2 separate regions of the Homo sapiens genome follow, and region 2 is linked to region 1. A link is a loop called in an ENCODE intact Hi-C map of the cell type or tissue named here. Cell type or tissue: CD4-positive, alpha-beta T cell. All regions are shown on one strand. Each heading gives the region's core, and the rest is flanking DNA. Links, peaks and the distances in the headings are about the cores only. Region 1 overlaps GLB1 (galactosidase beta 1). Region 2 overlaps GLB1 (galactosidase beta 1).

Region 1 (10,927 bases), core at 2,627-10,626:
TAGGCCCTGATGTCTGTTCCCCTCTTTGTGTCCATGTGTTCTCATCATTTAGCTCCCACTTATAAGTGAGAATGTGCAGTATTTGGTTTTCTGTTCCTGCATTAGTTTGCTTAGGATAATGGCCTCCAGCTCCATCCATGTTGCTGCAAAGGACATGATCTTGTTTCTTTTTTATGGCTGCATAGTATTCCATGGTGTATATATGCCACATTTTCTTTATCCAGTCTACCATTGATTGTCATTTAGGTTGATTCCGTGTCTTTACTAGTGAAAATACTACTTTTTGTGGTGTATTAATATAACTGATTTATACACATTTCTCACTCTCTGGAATAGGTTTATAAGTCTAGTACCAAGCATAGGACCTGACACAGAGTACTTTCTTAATAAGAGTTTGTTGGATGAATGTATGAAAACATTAGAGGTCTTGGTGAAGGAAAAGCTGGTCACCATTGAATCTAGTGGATTCCACAGGGAAAAGAGCAGCTTCCCGTGTTGAATGTGTCCGGTTAAGTATGAGAAGCAACATTTCTGATTGCTCTGAAAAGTATGATTAAAGCACAAATTATTATGGAAAAATAATGGTTTAGAAGTATAGCATTTTGGTATATTTGTTCATTTCTTTTCTGAAACATTAATTAGCTAAGGTAAAGATGAGGATTTTGCTATATGATAATCAAACTAGTATCAATGAAAATCATCAATATTAAAATGAAAAGTTAGAAAATTGTAGTAAATGGGATAGACAGATGAAAGCTTAATATCTGTATTATAATGAGCTAATATCACTGATCAGAATATCAAGATCTACATAGAAAATTGGGTAAATGATGACCAGGCGCAGTGGCTCACGCCTGTAATCCCAGCACTTAGGCCGAGGCGGGCGGATCACCTGAGGTCAGGAGTTTGAGACCAGCCTGACCAACATGGAGAAAACCCGTTTCTACTAAAAATACAAAAAATTAGCCAGGCGTGGTGGTGCATGCCTGTAATCCCAGCTACTCGGGAGGCTGAGGCAGGAGAATCGCTGGAACCTGGGAGGTGGAGGTTGCAGTGAGCCGAGATTGTGCCATTGCACTCCAGCCTGGGCAACAAGAGCGAAACTCCGTATCAAAAAAAAAAAAAAAATTTTTGGGTAAATGACATAAGCAAGTATGGATACTTGATGAAAATGTGAGTATACACTATTTTAAGAGTCTTATACTCATATCCTTTGACCTAGTCACCCCACACTCAGAGTGTTACTTTTAAAAAATAAAAATTTAAAAGGATAATGCTATAGACATGAAGTTTGAGACTCCATCTCAAAAAAACAAAACGAGAAAAAAGAGGCGACATAGGGTAATATGCTAATTGATGGAACTAATAAATAAAGATATAAGGATATTATTTTAAAGGTACAAAGATAACTAGGAGAGAAGCTGAAAATGGTGATATAACCATAATAGCAAGAAAGGAAGATAAACTTTCTTTATCTTCTGGGCTGTACTCTCATGTGTTAAAGAAATCAATGATAAGAAAAAGCAGTACACATATATTACTTAGAGACCAGAAGAAGCAAAAATAGGAACAATTAAATAATCTTAAAATGTGCTGGGCGTGGTAGCTCACACCTGTAATTCCAGCACTTTGGTAGGCCAAGGTGGGAGGATCGCTTGAGTTCAGGAGTTCGAGACCAGGCTAGGCAACATAGTGAGACCCCATTTCTACAAAAATAAAAATAAAAATTAGCAGGTCATGGTGGTGCATGCCTATAGTCCCAGCTACTCAGGAGGCTGAGACAGGAGGATCACTGGAACTCAGGAGGTTGAGGCTGCAGTGAGCCGTGATTGTGCCACTGTACTTCAGCCTGGGCAACAGCCTATCTCAAAACAAAATAATAAAAAATGATAATTTTTAAATGGCTTCCTCTGAAAGAACTAAGAGAAAAGTGAGGCAGGGGACTGTTGCTTTTCACTATAACAGTCTTTTGTCCTCCTCTTTTTATTTATTTTATTTTATATTTTATTTTTTGAGATAGAATCTCACTCTGTCACCCAGGCTGGAGTGCAGTGGTGCAATCTCAGCTCACTGCAACCTCCGCCTCTCAGGTTCAAGCGATTTTCATGTCTCAGCCTCCCAAGTAGCTGAGACTACAGGCATGTGCCACCATGCCTGGCTAATTTTGTATTTTTAGTAGAGATGGGGTTTCACCACGTTGGCCAGGCTGGTCTTGAACTCCTGACCTCAAGTGATCTGCCTGCCTCGGCCTCCCAAAGTGCTGGGAATATAGGCGTGAGCCGGGTGTCACTTTTCTGGCTGGAAACCTCTGTGGCCTGTGGCGCCTTTGCCCGAGTTTTGCTCGGGCCCACTGGGTTCGTTCTGCCCACTCGGCCTGGCAGGCTGCACTCGGTTCATGCTTCCTGCCTGGATCCCATACCTGCCAAGGGCAAGTCAGGCATAAAGCGGCAAGGGGTGTGTGAGCAAGCGTGGGGTTGAGCCACTGTGCACGGTCAGACACGCTGGCTGCTGCTGCTGCAGGGTGAGCAGCTCCAGGTTGCCCGCACAGGCGCCAGCCCTCTGCAAGGCTGCAGCTGGACCAGGTGCACTGCAGACAGCTTCTCTGGCTGGCATCAGGGTATGCAATAGTGCCCAGAAGCTTGGAGATGCCAGGAACCACAGGGCCCCAAAGAGAGAGTCACAGCCCCAGCTCGGGTAGCTCCCAGGTCTGGGCTCCCCAAAGGACCATAGCTCTTCTCTCCTTTTCCCCCACAACGTGGTGAGCAAGGGGCATGTTTCAGCCCTATTTGTGTTACAGCTCTTTTAGCCTCACCATTCAGCGGATCTTGAGTTCTTGTCCTACATCCAGGAAGAATGAGGTATACAGACAAGTGGAGGGTGAGCAAGATGAAGAGTAGCTTTATTGAGCGATAGAACAGCTCAGAGGAGGCCCACAGTGGATAGCTTGTCTCCATAGCCAGGGTGTCCCAGCGAGTGTTCAGCTCTCAGCAGAGAGGGTAGTGCCTCTCTGTGGGTAGATTGTCCCATCCTCCCTCCATCCTCTCAGCAGAGAGGATAGTTTCTCTCTGCAGCTGATTGTCTCCCCTTGTCTCTCCATCTTCTGGTCTTGCTGAGCCAGCAGTTGTTATGGGCTTCAGTGGGGAGGAGGTGCTGCTTGGACCATGGCGGCCATTGGCAGGCCCAGGGAAAAGCACCACAAGTTACCCCTCTGGTCCATGAGACTAGTGGCCCGAACCCCAGGCTTCGGGCCCTCCCCAGCTTGAAGGTGGGGCTTCACCAGGGACTCGCCCCCTTCCACCCAGGAGCCTGTCTACCTTCTGCCACCATTCATGGCGCCCGGGCTGTTTGTGCCAAGGGACGCCTACAGGCCAGTGCTGAGCTGCCCTCAGCACCCCCTCGGCCTCCCTCCTGTGCTCATCGGTGCCCAAAGTCCAGAGGGGGCTGAGGTGGCAGGGGGCTGGCATGTCAGTGCTACCCTGAACGTTTGCACACCCAGCCAGCGTGCGACAGCACGTGGGCTCAGCCCCATCCTTGCTCCGAGGTCGGAGTGGCGCTGGGAGAAGAGAGAGGCTAGGCAGCGGGAGCAGACACCTCTTAGCCTTTTGGGGGAGGGGGACCTTCCTGGATCCCCAAGAGTGCAGAGATGTTTCCGTCTGCAGCTGCAGCTTGGTAGCTGCAGCCACGCCCAGCTCCTGCTTGGCTCCATGGATCGTGGCACTGCCCCGGGCACAGCTCTACCTCGGGGCCCTTCTCTGTCCGCCCCTCCGTGCCCAACCACGCTGCTCCCCCACCAGCGGGTGACTCGGCCCAGTCCCATCGTGGCGGGCTTCAGGGACTGACCACCTCCTTCCTGCTGCACCCTTTCCACAGCAGCAGCAAGGCAAGAGCAGTGACGCGGGGCCAGGGTCAACAGCGGCAGAGGCTCCGGGCCTGGGAGTGGGTCCTGCCTGGCCCCGTGAGGCTGGGGACGGCACAGTCAGCTGCCTCGGGGACATGGGGCACAGGGGTCCTCTCCGCCGCCACTACTGGCCCTGCAGCTGCTCCCACCGCCACGGCCCACGACCTCCTTCCGCCACAGCCAGCGTGATGGCAGCAGCTGCTCCCACCGCCACGGCCCACGACCTCCTTCCGCCACAGCCAGCGTGATGGCAGCAGCTGCTCCCACCGCCACGGCCCACGACCTCCTTCCGCCACAGCCAGCGTGATGGCAGCAGCTGCTCCGGGCTACAAAGAGGCGATGCTGCCAGCATTGTGACTTTTAGAAAGGGAAACCAAAAAAAAAAGAAGGAAAGAAAGAAATAGAAGGATCTTGAGAACTCACAGTACACTCTACTTGAAAAGCCGGATGGCTACAGACATTTCTAAGACGTGGGACTTTCTCCCAGATCTTCTTACTCCATAATTGTATACATACATGCACATATATGTGTGTGCATGTGTATATGTCCAGATATAATATTTAACATTTAATAAGGATTTATTTTGAAAAATAGTTTCAGACTTTCAAAAAAGTTACAAGAATAAAAGTAGTTTAAAAAAAGAGGATTTGTGGCCAGGCGCGCTGGCTCACGCCTGTAATCCGAGCACTTTGGGAGGCTGAGGCGGGCGGATCACCTGAGATCAGGAGTTCGAGACCAGCCTGACCAACATGGAGAAACCCCATCTCTACTAAAAATACAAAATTAGCCAGGTGTGGTGGTGCATGCTTGTAGTCCCAGCTACTCGGGAGGCTGAAGCAGGAGAATCACTTGAACCCGGGAGGCAGAGGTTGCGGTGAGCTGAGATCGTGCCATTGCACTCCAGCCTGGGCAACAAGACCGAGACTTCGTCTCAAAAAAAAAAAAAAAGAGGATTTGTATATTCTCCACCCGGACTTATCTGTGTCAACATTTTACTCTACATGCTTCATCACTCGTGCATAGACTTGTTTCTTCTCTCTCTCTGTCTGTGTGTGTGTTTTCTAAATCATTGGAGGATTGCATACATCACGGCCTTTACCTTTAAATACTTCGTTATATGTTTCATAACAATATGGAGAAGTATTCTCTCTTGTAACCACAGTAAATTTAACATTGATACAGAACTTTAGCAATAAGATTAATATTTTTCCTATGATAGGCTGTCTCCCTTCAGAGTCTGTCACGTACCTGTTTCCTTTTTTCCTCCCACTCCCCTAGCCTTCTGCTGTTTACCCTCATTCTCTCTACTTGTTTTTGCTCTTTTGTTTTGAGGTCTTTCGGTTTATAATTATTTGGATATTCCTGAAGCTTAAAACACAGACATACACTTAGAGGTAAAAAATTTACCAGATCCTGCTTTGGAAGAAGTCTCTAGTTCCTTTGATTTTCCAAAAAAGCAGTGGCACTGTTGAGTCTTTGACCTTGCTTTCAAATAATAAATTTTATGAATATGTTTCTGAAGGTTTACCAACTTTTTTTCTTTTCTCTCTTTTTCTACTCTGGTTTATAGTTTGAAAAAGTACCAGAAGGTCCTATCCCTCCATCTACACCAAAGTTTGCATATGGAAAGGTCACTTTGGAAAAGGTAAGAAAAAAAAATAACAGAAACTTTGAAAGTGAGAGATGGGAGTGAGAAAGTGGAATTTAGTAGCAGTGAGTGAAAGTGCTGTGCTGGAGGAATTGGTTCGTTATTTTTCTGCGAATTTGTTTTCTGCAAGCCTAATGGGGTAAATGATGTTTCTGGGAAAATGGGGAGAGAGAGGTGAGAAGATACTCATGCCTGTTGACAGGATGAGCAGATGAGACATGGGTGGGAGTAGTAGGCATTCTTGGATCATTTGGGTCATCTTGGTTCCTTTATCAGTGGTTTAAACAGTGTCAAGTGCCTTTGTGGAAATAACATGCCACCTCATTGTTATGGCTGCCAAGGCTCTTTGTCGTATTTACCTTTTTTAGGAGTTCCCCAAAATCACAGGCATTTTGATAGACCTCTGCCCTAAATTATATACTTACCTCCATCTCAAAGTCATGTCCTAATTTTTATGGTCTGTGGTTTATACGTTAAATGGGGACACTGGGGGAAAAGCTAGAAATCAATCATAAATAGGAGTTAAGGGCAATGTATTCTAGGAAAAGCGAAAAAGAAGAGAGGTTTTACTTAATAGTCAGAGGAGTGACATAGCCAAAGTCAATTTGTTTTGACCATCTGTGTCTTCAGGTTTTCCCCTTTTATAATCCCTAACTCCTACATGTATTAACTCACAAGAAAAAAAAAAAAGAACCGTTACCTATTTCTTAAGAATCTCGATATCCTAAAATAGTATCGTAAGTTTTTATCTTCAAGCAAAATGCCAAACATGATTATGTAATTTTTCCATCCAAGAAGCCCTTTGACATGGTTGGTTGGTTGAGTTCTTATAACATTTTCCACCTAGTGTCAGATACCTGTGCTACATTCTACAAAGAATGTGGTCTTTCTGTCTGATAAGGATCTTTCTTTAGATTAATCAGACTTCAGTCACTCTTGTAAAGGGAGCACCTTCTACTTGTTCATTGCTACAGCTACTTAAGGAAAACTTTGGTTTGTTTGTTTCAGAGCCATGACAAATCTATTTTTATGCAACAGAAAATAGCTCCAAATGTTCAAAACAACAACATTGCTAAAACCAAGCTAGCTTATTACCAAAAGCACATTCTGTTTACCGTGAAGGAAAATTGTGTGAGCAGAAATGACTTTTTATTTTTAAATAAATATATACAGTTGAAGATAGCAAATCAGCATATAACTGAATTAAGTTTATGTAGAACACAGTTATATAGAAAATAAGTTTTTACCGTGAGTTGAATTTCTTAGTGTTCAGGTGGGAAAACACCCATATGAGTAGCTGGCTTGATGAAATTGTAAATGAGATTTTTTTCCTTGATGCTGCACATCAGCAAGGTAACCATGGGAAGTGTTTATGAAATTCCTAACTGGGCTGGGCATGGTGGCTCACGCCTGTAATCCCAGTACTTTGGGAGGCCGAGGCGGGAGGATCACCTGAGGTCAGGAGTTCAAGACCAGCCTGGCCAACATGGTGAAACCCCGTCTCTACTAAAAATACAAAAATTAGCCAGGCATGGTGACACATGCCTGCTCAGGAGGTTGAGGCAGGAGAATCACTTGAACCTGGGAGGAGGAGGTTACAGTGAGCCAAGATTACGCCACTGCACTCCAGCCTACCAGCCTGGGTGACAGAGTGAGACTCTCTCAAAAAAAAAAAAAAAAAAATCCTAACCAGTATTATAGTCATGGAAAATCCTGGGGTTTGGAGCCAAATCTAACTACAAATCCTGGCTCTGTCATTACTCAAGTGGACTTCTGTGAGTCTCCACAACACAGGGACAGTAGTACCTGCCTCACAGGGTAGCTGTGAGTATTCAATGAGCTAGTGCATGTAAAACGCTGTATCTCATCTGGAGTGTGTAGACAGGCAATGACTGGTAGCTGTTATTATTATTGTTGTTATTGCATCAGAATAAGTATCCTGGGTTGCAAGAATACACAATCCTTTGTATTGAATATAATAAATACTTACCAGGCATTTACTATGTTCTGGGCATTGGGGCTGAGAATGGAACATATCTTATCCTTAAGGAGCTGACAGTCTGGTGAGGAAGACAAAGATGAGCAACTGAAAAGTGATACAGGCATGGAAGATATGCCACACACAAGTTCAGAGGAGGGTGAAGTAACTAGGAAGTATTAAATATTAAGGTGATATAATAATAGCATGTCTAATCTTAGTTGAATGTAACTGGCCTCTGGTTACTACTTTTACTTCTTAGTTGTTTTACTCGGGGGTGTTCAGAGAGGGTTTATAAGGAGGCAGCATCTGAGCCTTCGTTTTCATTCATTTTAAGAATCTTTTATAGGTCTCTGAGCAGGTTGGACTTCCGAATAGGTATGTTTGAAACCTTTTTAAGACTACTATCATTCATAGTTTTCATCAGGAGTTAGGGAGTAGATGGAGAGGACTGAAGGAGACTGGGAAGCAATACTGAGTGGAATTTGAATGATTTAGGTTTATTTAGGGGTTTGGTCAAACCCACTGATGTCTTTGATAATTAGGGAATGACTCTGTAACCTGATGACCAGTGAGGGGTGCAGTGTGTGAATGCTGCTTTTGTTTCTTTTCAGTTAAAGACAGTGGGAGCAGCTCTGGACATTCTGTGTCCCTCTGGGCCCATCAAAAGCCTTTATCCCTTGACATTTATCCAGGTGAAACAGGTAGGCCTTCAAAGGTAATGCCTCGCCTTTTTTCTACTTGCAAAAGTGTGCTTTCTGCACTGCCTTGCAGTGCCCATTCTGAATTCAGGGGCCAAAATGGTAAGCAAATGCATCAGATCCCAGGTAAATGAACCATGAATTTCCAGGCTCTCTTTAGCTTGAAGTGCTGCGTGGTGGGCTGATCATGCCTATATTTTTTGCCCCACTTCTTCTCACTCATACAGGAGGTAGCCCAACCTGCTTCAACATAATTCTGTACAAGTTATAAATTGAGTTCACTGACCAATCTAATTAATCTTTATTACTAGGCATCAGTGGAAGATCACTGTTTTAATACTCAAAACAGACAGTTTAATTATTTGTTCTTAGTTCAATGGCATAAGGACTGTGTTTTTTGGTAGACTAGGTTCTTTGAGATTCTTTTTCCTGCTTTTGAAGAGAACAGAGCACATCTTTTTTTTTTTTTTTTTCAGTGTTTGTATATGTGTATGTGTTTGATCTCCAGACACTGCCTCATCTTTATTTTTTTAAAGTTTTTCCCAGCATTTTGTTTTGGAAAATTTTAAATCCAAAAAAAGTTGCAAGAATAGTACAATAAACACCCATATGCTTTTTACCTAGATTCACCAATTGTTAACAGTGCTTTAATTGCCTTTTTCTCTCTGTGTATGTAGTCAACTGCTTTTCTTTTTCTAACCATTTGAGTTATCAGCACCATGTCACTCCACAGCATACATCTTTTAAGAAAAAGAACATTATCCTGCAGAACCACAATACAATGATCACACATGAGAAATTTAATATTGATGCAATCCTATTATCTAATATAAATTCTATAGTCAAGTGTCCCTGGTCATTGCAATAACGTCCTTTACAGCTTAATCTTTTCTCAATCCAGTTTCCAATCCATAATCACACATTAATTATATTCTCCTTAGTCTTCTTCCGTCTGAAACTGTTCCTAAGTCTCTCTCTCATGACATGGACATTTTTGAAAAGGTCGGGGTGTTTGTAGACTTTGCCTCACTAATTAGATTCAGTAAGACATTTTGGACATGAACACAACAAAGGTGATATGTCCTTCTCAGGGAATGATAGCAGGATGCCCGTGAGACCAGCTTGTCCCTTAACTGCAATGTTAAGCTTCATCACTTAGGATCTCAGCCCCATGTTTTGAAATGGAAGGTTATCCACGTCCTCCTTTCTGATTTTCTGTGGCAACCACCTTCTGGAAGGAGTCTGAACAGTAAGGCAAAATAATAACAGCATATCTAATCTTAGTTTAGTGAAGTTTGCTGTCAGTTCCTGTTTTTACACCTGTGATTTTATTCCAACAATTCTATTTTGCAATAAAATGAATAATTAAGTCCCCCCACCACACACACATTCACTGTTTCATGAACGTTGTATAGGGTACTCTGCAGTCCTAGCACCCACATCTATAAATGGAACTTACCTGCACTTAGCAGAGCTGTTGAGCACTTCAGACAATGATCCCAGAGCACGTGTAGCCTGGGGAGGGAGTTCCAGGTTACTATATGAACACGTGCAGCCATTGTTCTTTCTCAGACCCCTTCTGCTTTCTGATCTTTGGCCAAGGTAGTGCTCTCAGATTGGGTGGGGCTTCCTGGGCCCTGGCTCTTTCAGATCTGGGGCAAGTCCACAGAATATCTATTTCCAGCAAAAAACCCCAAAGGGCACAGACTTCAGGGAGTGGGGCTCAGCCTACTGTCTCTGCAGGGATCCCCTGAGCCTCAGCCACACCTGCCTGGGGAGCATCACAGCTTCTACCCCTCCTTCTGGAAGCCCTTGACAAAGCTTTCCTCAGCCCTTGAGGAAACTTACCACTTTAGCTAGTTTTCAAAATAAGTAAATAAATGAACCAGAAGGAGATGGAGATGTGGAGCCTGGGCGGGAGGTGTTCTTGCGCTAGAAGGTTTGTGTGGTCTTAGTAGCATTTCTTGTGCTCAGCTCATTCCTGCAACACAGGAAGGTGGATTAGTGCTCTCCTCAGCTCCTCCCAGTCACCTTTCCACTTGCCTGAAGTTTACTTTCTTTCTTTCTGGGCCCTAGAAGTAGGGAAACTTTTCTCTGTTCCATGCTGGATCTCTATTTGCATTCTGTTCCATAACTGGATTTATGTCCCAGCTCAGCCCTGCTAATAATGTCCACAGCAGGAAGTAAATAAGCAAAGTCAATAACTATAATTCTGTGGATTATTATGTCAATAACTATAATCTGTGAATAATTCCGTTACTGCTGAGGCTGATTGTTTGAGGCTTTCCTTTTGGACCAGGGATGTCAGCATCTAAAAATATTTTCTGACTTAGTGGTTGGTTACAATCTAGTCTCTTAACTGTTTCTTTCCCCCGTTCCTCCACTTAAAACAGTTCTGATGGACTTTGTTGTTATTATTATTATTATTAGAGATGAGGTCTTGCTATGTTGCCCGGACTAGCCTCAAACTCCTGGGCTCAAGAGATCCTCCCCAAGTAACTGAGACTACAGGTGCATGCCACTGCACCCAGCTCATTGCCTTTTGTTTTGTATGTTAAAGCAGATTTAGCCCATGAACTTGGAGACAGTTTTGCTGAGCAGAACTTCATCTCTTGGCTTTGCTGTTTGTTTGCCTTGTTTTTTTGTTGGTTTTACTTAGTTTTGTTTTTGGAGCTAACATCCATAACTTTTGCTATGTATG
Region 2 (10,927 bases), core at 2,141-10,140, 52 kb before region 1:
TTCCAAATCTGTTAATAAAAGCCAGCTAACCTCACACTCCTTTCAATGACCAGTGACCCCCACCTCTGCCCCGCTCCAGGGGTGGAGCCAGTGCAGATACCGACTGCTCCCCCTCTCTCCATGCCTCCTCCCGGTCCCACAGAGTTGAGGGCCTTGGTATTTGTCTTTGAGGCGTTACCACCCCACTTAGCACCAGCTATAAGGTTCTTGCTATTTGACATTCATGAGACAACAAGGTGCAGACTCACATCCTGATGATCTGCTGTTGAGGCCACTCCTGGTATCAAGGTCGTACTTTGGGTCCCTCTAGAAGCAGAACATTGGGTGCAAGTGGTTTGAGAAGTGATCCAAGAGCATAGGAGCAAGGGACAGGTGGAAAGAAGGGACAGCCTGGGTCAGAATGCATATTGTAGTTATCACTCTGGGAACCGGGACATGATTCTTCTGAGACCTCCTGAAAAGTGCACAAAGTGTCTCCAGAATTATTTGCCTAAAAAACAAGAGAATGCAGTTCTCCACCCTCTTTGTCCCTCATTGGCTGAAGGTTGCCCTCAGGGGCATGGACTGCCTGGTGCTCCTGGACTTCTGGGCTGAACCCATTCCCCCAGTGTTGGGGCAGAAAGGCAAAAAGACATGAGATCTGAGTGTGAGTTGAGACAATCAGCACAAAGCATACTGAGCTTGCACAAGACCATTCACAGAGCTACAGCTGATGTAGGCATGTTTTTAAAAACTTTTAAAGACCAGGCGCGGTGGCTCACGTCTGTAATCCCAGCACTTTGGGAAGCCGAGGCGGCGGATTACCTGAGGTCAGGAGCTCCAAACCAGCCTGGCCAACGTGGTGAAACCCCGTCTCTACTAAAAATACAAAAATTAGCCGGGTGTGGGGGCAGGAGGCTGAGGCAGGAGAATTGCTTGAACTGGGGAGGCGGAGGTTGCAGTGAGCTGAGACTGTGCCATTGCACTCCAGCCTGGGCCACAAGAGTGAAACTCCATCTCAAAAAACAAACAAACAAACAAAAAAAAACAGTTTTCAGGCTGGGCACAGTGGCTCACGCCAGTAATCCCAGAACTTTGCGATCGTGAGGTGGGAGGATTGCTTGAGGCCAGCAGTTGGAGACCAGCCTGGGCAACATAGTGAGATCCTATCTCTACAGAAAATTTGAAAATTATTAACTGAGCATGGTGGCGCACCCCTGTGGTCCCATCTACTTGGGAACAGAGGTGGGAGGATCGCTTGAGCCCAGGAGGTCAAGGCTGCAGTGAGCCATGATCATGCTGCTGCACTCCAGCCAGAGCAACTGAGCAAGAAAGACCCTGACTCAAAAACAAAAAACTCTCTCCTCTGCCTTCTCTTTTCACCCTATATCCCTCCCAAAGTGCTGGGATATCCATCGGAGATCATTTCACAATGGCAAGGGCTACATACTCTCCAGAGCTGCGTAACATTTGATCATGTATGTGTATTTGTATATATACAAACATGCATGTACAATACACATACAATATAAACCATAATTCATTTTATCAGTCTGCATTTTTATTTGTGTCAACATTTTGCTAGGAAAATTTTTCAGAGAGGGTTGAAAGATTATACCATTAACATATTACTATCAGTCCATTCCTCCATCTATCAATTCATCTTATTTTTTGAATGTATTTCAAAATAAGTTGCAGATATCAATGCCCTCCTCTTGCTAAAATAAATACTTCAGTAGGCATATCATTAACTAGCAGTCAGTGTTTGTTAGTAGCCCCTTTTTCTTCCAAGGTAAAATTTACATACAATGAAATGCACATATCTTAAACGTACCATTTGATGAGTTTTAACAAATGCCTACACCTGCATAATCCAAAACCCTTATCTAGCTATGGAATATTAATTACCATTACCCCAGAAAGTTCCCTCACGTCCCTTCCCAGGCAATACCTACCTCTACTCTCCCAGAGTTAACTATTCTGATTTTTTCTTCCACCATAGATTAGATTTGCCTTTCCCAGGACTTCATATAAATAGGTTCATGCAGTATGAACCCAATTGTGTAAGGCTTCTTTCTCTCAACATTTTTGAGATTTATTTACATTATTACAAATACCAGTAGTTTGTTCTTTTTTATTGCTGAGTAGTAGTCTATCATATACATATGCCATAGTTTGCTGAAGCAGGAGAATCGCTTGAACCCAGGAGTTCAAGACTGCCATGAGATATGATTGAGCCATTGCACTCCAGCCTGGGTGACGGAGCAAGACCCTGTATCCAAAAAATCTTAAAAAATTATAATAGTAAATAAAAAGTAATAAAAATAAAAGAATTAGGATCCAAACCAGGTTCACACTGACCTAATGAATATCGTATCATTTCATATTACGAATATTGTACCATACCTTATTACACATATCATATCACATATAATGATCTAATGCAATCATTAGGCCATTATTCCTCTGAAGTTCTTTCATTTCCAAATAATACTCCCTTTCTTTCTTTTAATACCATTGATTTGTTGGAACAACTGAATCATTGGACTTTTAAAATGTCCCACATTTTGGATTTGGCTTATTGCTTCCTTATGGTATTATTAGATTCGGGTTCAATTGTGATTTTGATTCAATAATGAGGACTACTTTCTAGATGAGACTGTACTTCGTGTTAAATCATAACATGAGAGACATAATGTCTGGCTATTCGACTTTTTTTGAGGCTGAAATTGAGCAGATGGAGCACAAAAAATATGCCCAATCCTTCACACAATTTCCATCAGTGTTTCTAATGGTTTTAGCATCTATTGATGATTATAGCTTAAATCCATTTCACTAAGTGTTGGGGAAAAGGTGTTTTCAGATGCTTTTATTCCTTCTGCATTTATTGTTATTTTGAGACAGGGTCCCTCTCTGTCACCCAGGCTGGACTGCAGTGGCCCTATCACATCTCACCATCGCCTTGACCTCCTGGGCTCGAGCAATCTTCCTGCCTCAGCCTCCTGAGTAGCTAAGACTACCAGTGCCTGCCACCACACCAGCTAATTTTGTTTGTTTATTTATTTTAAACAAGAAGTTTAAACAACAAGCTTCTTGACTTGAAGGAAAAACTATCTAGGATTCCTTTTTTTTTTTAGACTAATTTATCCCTACTTAAAGACAAATTGCCCTACATTTAACAACTATGTACAACAAAGTTATAAAATTGTCCTTGGTTTTACAATGATAAATGAAAAACATTAACATTCTACAATTGAATAAAGTATGCAAGGATTTTTATGTTTTTTTTTTGTTAAAACAGCAAAATAACTTACTGAAATATAAAGATAAGAGCTGAATGAGCATGCCACTAATGAAGAAAAGGGAGTATTTTTACAGAATCGGTATTTTTCCCCATCTCATCTCCACTTGATATCAATCAAAACGTACCATTGGCTGTTTAGTTAAAAAAAAAAAAGTAATATACTTGTGCACATTTACCAGTTACTTTATGTACAATAAAGGAATGGGGAAGGGGGAAATGAAAGAATAGAGAAAACTATACTGTAGTAGTCAGGATGTGGTGGAACCAAATTGCAGTTTTCTATTTGAGAATGTGATCTTGGTCTGTAAAGAACAGAGTTCTGGAGTGAAGTGGGAGGTTCCCTTTTTAGTAGACACCCCCTGACTGCTGTTGGAACATATCGGTTGTATCTTCATCCTCCATTTCCAACTGAGCAGGTGTGTCTCTTTCATTGATTGGTTGCCTGTCAAATTGGAATCTGATCTGTCTCATTGACCATCCCTATCGTTCACAACAGGCTTTCATTAGTTTACTAAGTGGTGTATGCCTCTTAATCCTAAACTGCACCACAGAACCCTCCTGCCCTGCCACCTTCAAATTAATATGATCTTTGTTCTCAGTCTCGATTCCTTCCTTGGGCTTTTCATCTGCCACGGCAAGCGCCTAAGTCTCAGCTGCCGCTTCACAAAAGAGGTACCAAGACTGCACCGAATGAGCACGCAAGCAGCAACAGGAGTGGGAGAAGAAGGAGGCGGCAGCAGTGGGTGAGGGAGACACTAATTTTAATTTTTTTTTTTATAGAGACAGGGTCTCGCCATGTTCCCCAGACTGGTCTTGAACTCCTGGGCTCTAGCAATTCTCCTGCCTTGGCCTCCCAAATTGCTGGGATTACAGGCATGAGCCATTGTGTCCGGGCCCTTCTGTATTTAATTAACTGGGATCCAGTGGAGAATTTTCCATTGTCAATGTTTTGATAACCCTGAAATACAGTTTTTATGTGAAGGGGAAGTAAACTGCTTGACTCTTTCTCTGTATTTATCACTTTTCATAGTAATGAGTTGGTACTCTAGCAGTCTCCAAAAGTGACCAATGAATTTTTTCTCCCTGTAAATTACGATGAACTGATAGGTGTTAATATACACGTAGTCATATTTTTTAAATTGATATATCTCTTAAGTCTCTCACATGCTCGCTCTCTCTGTCTCTCATTTTGACACTCAGATTTCTCCCCAAGAACAGTGGGAGCCTCTTCAGGTTCGCGCCTGTGCCTCACATCTAACTGGCCACCATCCTGGAATGTCCTCCTTCTGCCTCCTGCCCACCTCATTGTCACCACCGTGGGCCATAGCCACATCTCTTCTGCCTTTTTTGCCCATTCAGGAAAAAGCCAAACATTTGAAAACACATATCTGGTCCTATCATTCTTTCATTTCAGTTGCTCTCCATGGCTCTCAGCATAAAATCCGGGCCCTTGAATCTGGACTTCAGGGCTCATTCGATCTGGCCCTGGCCTCCTCCTCTGCCTCAGCAGCTGCCATGTTTCAACTATATTGAGGCTCTGTGGCTCCTGGCCTGTAGTCCTGCCCTCCCTCCCCCAGGCCTCACACGCAGTTTTCTCCATCTGTGTCACCTTCCCCCATGGCTAACTTCGCTTTATCCTAGGCCTTGGCTCAGGCCAGTGGTTCTCAACCTTGGCTGCACATTACATCATCTAGGCAGCTTTAAGAAATTCCAATGTCTGGGTTCCTCCCAAGACCAATTAAAACATGAATGTCTGGGGGTGAGGTCAACTTTGCTTTTTTTTTTTTTTTTTGAGACAGAGTCTCGCACTGTCGCCCAGGCTGGAGTGCAGTGGCACAATCTCGGCTCACTGCAAGCTCCGCCTCCCAGGTTCACGCCATTCTCCTGCCTCAGCCTCCTGTGTAGCTGGGACTACAGGCACCTACCACCACGCCCGGCTAATTTTTTTTTTGTATTTTTAGTAGAGATGGGATTTCACTGTGTTAGCTAGGATGGTCTCGATCTCCCGACCTCGTGATCCACCTGCCTTGGCCTCCCAAAGAACTTTGCTATTTTTAAAAGCTTGCGTAGATGATTTTGCTGTGCAGCCAAGATTGAGAAACACAGTTTGGGGTGTTTCTTCCTTTGAGAAACTTGCCCTTGCCCCTCCCCTCAACCCTGCCATGCCTGGGTTCCCTGCCATTTATTTCTGCTGCAGCATTCTGCTCTAACCCTTACTTTACCGCCTCGACCTCACTGTGTTAACCCTTGGGTTTCTTCTAGGCTAGATGGAAGCTCCATATGGGTTGTGGCCACATCTGTGTGGTTCTTGTCTGTGATTACTCAGCACGTAAGAGGTGCTTGGTAATACTATATTTGTAAATGGATGGTAGGGAGATATTTAGACTAGACTGAGGTCATTGGAGGGTAGAGACAGTGTCCCACCATGTATGGGACAAAGGCCAGATTCCATTGTCTCCCACCATCATTTTTTCCCAGCCTTATCTCCTGCTCCTCTGAACTTTTTCACTTAGACAGGTGGATTTCAAACAGCTCTACCCTTTTCCGAATTCTGCCAGTAGTTGCTTGGCCTCCTTTCTACCTGTCTAATGAATGTTCCCACCTCATGGGCCACCTTTGAACTTAGGAAACTTGTGAGGAACACTTATTTGACACTTAGCCATGTATATACTATGAGAATGTTTTCAAGAGCATCCATTGAGACACCTGGTGTAAGAAATAATTTTTCTATTTTTGTGAGTTTAGGGGACTTTTCCTTTGAACAGAAATTAAAACCTTATTTACTAGAAGAATAAAGTGATGTTAAATTGACACTTGCCCTTTTAAAAATGATTCTTAGTTGTTTGTGTTTATTTAGCTTTATTGAGATGTAATTCACTTACAGTGAAGCTCTCCATTTGCCCCTATGAATTCTTCTCTGAGTTGTTTAACTTCCGCTCGCCAGTTGGATTTCAGGCATGTGTGATCTAGGACTCATGCTGCCACAGTTGCTTCCAAATACAGCTTCAAGGGCAACCCCCAAAGCCACCATGGACTATGATGCTACTGTGACTAGAGCTAGTATTGTGACCTTTGAAAGCCTAAAGATGCACAAGGAATCTGACCCATAATGGAAAGCACTAGTTAGTTGGCTTCTTAAAACCCTGGTTCTCTTGGCTCCTGTGGCCTGTTGCTGCCTTATCCACCAGAGGGCAGTGTTCCACTCGGCTTAACAGTCGAACCCCCACCCCCACCACCCGTTGAGGTCTTGCCTTTCAAAATCCTAACATTTTAGCTCCTGAAGTGACCCCAAAACAGTGTTTCTTAAAATCGTGCTTGGTAGAAATAAATCTTACATTGCAACCAAATATACATGCGTACATATACAACTCCACATATGTATATATAACAAAAGTTTTATAAAGTAATACTTTACTATGTGTAATATTCTTTCTTTCTTTCTTTCTTCCTTCCTTCCTTCCTTCCTTCCTTCCTTCCTTCCTTCCTTCCTTCCTTCCTTCCTTCCTTCCTTCTTTCTCGTTCTTTCTTTTGACGGAGTCTCGCTCTGTCACCTGGCTGGAGTACAGTGGCATGATCTCGGCTCACCGCAACCTCCACCTCTCCGGTTCCAGGGATGCTCCTGCCCCAATCTCCCGAGTAGCTATTTTTTTTTTTAATTTTTGGTAGAGACGGGGTTTCACCATGTTGGCCAGGATGCTTTCGATCTCCTGACCTCGTGATCCACCTGCCTCAGCCTCCCAAAGTGCAGGGATTACAGGCGTGAGCCACCGCACCCAGCCTCTATTTTCTTTCTTGCCTTTTTTTTTTTTTTTTGAGACAATGTCTTGCTCTGTCACCCAGGCTGCAGTGCAGTGGCATGAACACGGTTCACTGCACTCTCAACCTTCTGGGCTCAAGCAGTCCTCCCACCTCAGCCTCCCAAGTAGCTGGGAGCATAGGCGTGTGCCACCAAGCCTGCTTAATTTTTGTTTGTTTGTTTGTTTGTTTTTTTGTAGAGACGAGGCCTCGCTGAATTGCCTAGGCTGGTCTTGAACTCCTTAGCTCAAGTGATCCTCCAACCTTGGCCTCTCAAAGTGCTAGCATTATAGGCATAAGCAACGGTGCCTGCTATTCTTTGATTTTTATTTTTATTTATTTTATTATTTTTTTGAGACAGAGTCTCGCTCTGTCGCCCAGGCTGGAGTGCAGTGGTGTGATCTCAGCTCACTGCAACCTCCGCTTCCCGGGTTCAAGCGATTCTCGTGTCTCAGCCTCCCAAGTAGCTGGGATTATAGACGTGCACCACCATGCCCGGCTAATTTTTGTATTTTTGGTAGAGATGGGGTTTCACCATGTTGGCCAGGCTGGTCTTGAACTCCTGACCTCAGGTGATCCACCTGCCTTGGCCTCCCAAAGTTCTGGGATTACAGGTGTGAGCCATCATGCCTGGACAATTCTTTCATTTTTAAAAGATGCTTATTGCCACCAAAAATGAGTTTATTATTCACAAATCAGGTCATGGCCCACAATTTTACAAATATTGCCTTAAATGCCTTAAAGTTCTTTTAGTCTAATACCCTGGATAGTTATGGATGAAGAGAGGTAGGGTTAGAGATGGGACTTATCCAGGTCACTATGGGATTCAGAGCAATATCTAGGATGGGGCGTCAGGCTCTGGAGTTTTAATCCATTGCTTTTTGCCCTGTATTTTACACTTAGAATTTTGTTAATGGGTCTTGGTTATCCCAGTGACATTGTTGTTGAGGTGCATCCAGTGCTCAGGCAGGTCACAGCAACAATGGCGTGTGTGCGTGCATGCGTGTGTGTGTGTGATGTTCCCCAGCCCCATGAACAGCACAGTGGAATATCATCTCAGCCACTGATTGTCAGCTCAGTGCTGGCCTCTAGAAGCTAAGCCTTATGGAATCCTGCATGTGGATCCTCTTAGATGATTTCTCTTACCTGAGTACCCCTGGTGGACCTGGCTTAGCAATGGTTTGTATGATAGCTCAGAAAACAAGCATTAAGTCCATCAGCACATTATACAAATTCAATAGGCAGAGAGTCACTTGCTACTCTCAAAGGATCGGCTTCTGAAATGCAGAAGGTGGAAGTTCTCATGTGACCCCATCCTTGCTCTGTAGAATGCCACCCAGAGGATGTTTGAAATTGACTATAGCCGGGACTCCTTCCTCAAGGATGGCCAGCCATTTCGCTACATCTCAGGAAGCATTCACTACTCCCGTGTGCCCCGCTTCTACTGGAAGGACCGGCTGCTGAAGATGAAGATGGCTGGGCTGAACGCCATCCAGACGTAAGTAGGAGGGCATGTGGCTCTCACCTAGGCCTGAACACCCACTCTGGAGAGAAGATACAACTGTATTTCTCAGGGTGGCTATTTTATTGCTCAGAAATGGGAAATGGTCCAGTGTGATGTTCTGGGAGGGGCTTGTCATGAGCCGGACTGGCCCTTTTTCAAATAATTAACTACTTCTTCCAATCTTCAATTTTAATCATCAGAAATCATTAAATAAATAGCTTAAAAAGGAAAAGGATGGGGGAAGCAAACAGAAGTAACAATGATTGAGCACTTACCAGATACAGGGCACTTTATACTAATGATTCCATTTCCTCGAGATAGGTATTATTGTTCCTGTTTATAGCTGGTGAAACTGAAATTTGCCCAAGGCCATATCTTTGGTCAGAGGTTCAGCTAGTATTTGAAGGGAAGGGAAGGCATGCAGGCAGCTGTAGCACAGGTATGGCTGTAGTCATACAAAAAGCTAGGTTAACAGGAGAAAAGCATAACAGATATGTAAGTTTTATCTGACATGAGAGTCTTCAGAAAAGAAGACCCAAGGAAAACTTTTTACACTTAGATTCCATGAAAGGTTCTGACCTAATGGTGGTGGACTGAAGTGGGAAACCCTCAAGGCCTGCCTCAACAGATTCTTCTTGGCCTTTCTGGGTGGCATTCCTTCCTTCTGGGTATGGAGCAGGACCCCTCTGCAATGAGGGTCTAGAAGGGAGAAGGGAGAGGTGACCTTTCTAGGTTTTCTGGCTTGCTTTGGGAGAGAGGGGTTCTAATTTCTATGACCCACACTGGGGGAAGATGAATTCTGGTTTGACTTGCTTCAGGGGAGAAGGAGGGGTGGGCAACAGAAGAGCAGGAGAAGGCCAGAGAAAGAAGATTTGCTTCTAAGGCCTTCCGATCTCCTTTAGTTCAAAGTACTTAGCATGCCAAGGTGCCATACTTTGGGGTATTGTTTTCTGAGCCCCAATAACAGAATAAGCCTTGTGCTTAGGTAGATTTCTGAAACCCAGTTTGGCTTTGTGGTTCTGCTGCGGTAATTGTATAACTTCAGGGTGTAGAATTATCCCAATAGCTATCTCTCTGCATCTCTTTTGCTATTGCAAAGTAACTAACTAACAGGCAAGAAAGTTGGTGTGGCTGGCTGCTCTGGCTCTTGCAGTGCTGATGTGGATTGCTGATAACTTCTCAAAGATGAAGAGTGAGAAAACCCAGAGGCAGATTCCGAAGATAGATACTTAGGGAGAATGCGCTCATTATTCTGGTTCTAAGGCCACTGGCAGAGTGAACCCAAGTTCACCTGTTTATAATTCCGACAGTGAGTTCTGGAAGACCAAGACTGTTCCAGGGAACCCTGAAATCATGGGATCACACACACGCAAAATGACACAACCCAGGGTCTTCAAAGAGAGCTTTGTGATGGTAATGGATGGCTCCATATTTAACTTTGTATCCCATGCTGTCTGTAGGTAGACAGAGGAGCTGGTAGAAGGTTTTGTCATTTTACCTCCTGCCACATGATTCCTGACAAAATCTTTTGTCAGAGGATCTAGGGCTTGGAGTTTTTCCTACACGTACTAAAAATTATTTCTTCAAAAAATAAATATGTCTCTTACTACTTTTCAGCAAAATATTCTTATTTTTCCTAAGCCTCACATGGACATATATAATTTTTATTTTTATTTATTAAAACAATTTTTTAGAGCTGGGGTCTTGCTCTGTCACCTGGCTGGAATGTAGTGGCTCAATCATAGTTCACTGAAACCTTAAAGTGGGCTCAGGTGATCCTCCCACCTCAGCCTCCTGAGTAGTTGGGATTACAGGCACTGCTACCACACCAGCTAATTTTTTTGTTTTGCTTTGTTTTTAGAGATGAGGTCTCACTATGTTTCCCATGGTGGTCTTCAACTCCTGGACTCAAGCGATCCTACTGCTTTGGCCTCCCAGAGTGCAGGGATTACAGAAGAGAGCTACTGTGCCCAGCTATAATTTTTATGTAATAGGAATTAGTGCTGATATAACTCTGGAGTTTTCTGTTGTTGTTGTTGATTTTAAGAAGTGTCCCCATGAAGTCTGACTAGCTTGGGGAGCTGCTGTAAAAATTCATAACAAGGCCCCTCCCAAGAGGCTGCCAAGCGGGAAGGTCTATGTGTCCTGTGGTTTATGGTTCTACACCATATCTTTCTCTATAGACAGTTTAGAAATTTATGTAGGATACTGGATTTTTGAGCTCTTTCCCCTTCCACAGAGCACCTCAATTCAATTATTTATGCAAAATATAATTACAAAAAGCTAAAAACCTGACTTACAAACAAGTATATAATGGACATATGTCAGAAATTTATTTAACTGGA

Evidence for each region. A loop is a pair of places that touch in the nucleus more often than their neighbours do. Peaks named below come from ENCODE experiments on the same cell type or tissue, not always from the same donor. Only the 100,000 strongest peaks of a DNase experiment are listed, where the experiment ranks them.
Region 2: a loop joins it to region 1, with 7 times the contacts of the local background. A loop is called at or near these places in 10 of 110 quality-filtered maps.

Annotation. Positions count from the first base shown.
Region 1 is chr3:33,018,868-33,029,794 of GRCh38, reverse strand. It overlaps GLB1 (galactosidase beta 1), which reads left to right. Exons shown (of 16, transcript NM_000404.4): 11 at 5,470-5,544; 12 at 8,140-8,229. Among named protein-coding and RNA genes, the nearest start is that of CCR4, 73 kb to the right of the region's middle. In CD4-positive, alpha-beta T cell, for the core only: CTCF peaks have their summits at 6,050 and 6,267; a DNase peak (open chromatin) is centred at 6,414; H3K4me3 peaks cover 1,412 bases; H3K27ac peaks cover 432 bases.
Region 2 is chr3:33,070,193-33,081,119 of GRCh38, reverse strand. GLB1 (galactosidase beta 1) reads left to right here. Exons shown (of 16, transcript NM_000404.4): 2 at 8,407-8,576. It also overlaps the pseudogene SUMO2P10. Among named protein-coding and RNA genes, the nearest start is that of GLB1, 21 kb to the left of the region's middle. In CD4-positive, alpha-beta T cell, for the core only: a CTCF peak has its summit at 6,469 (motif pointing right); a DNase peak (open chromatin) is centred at 6,479.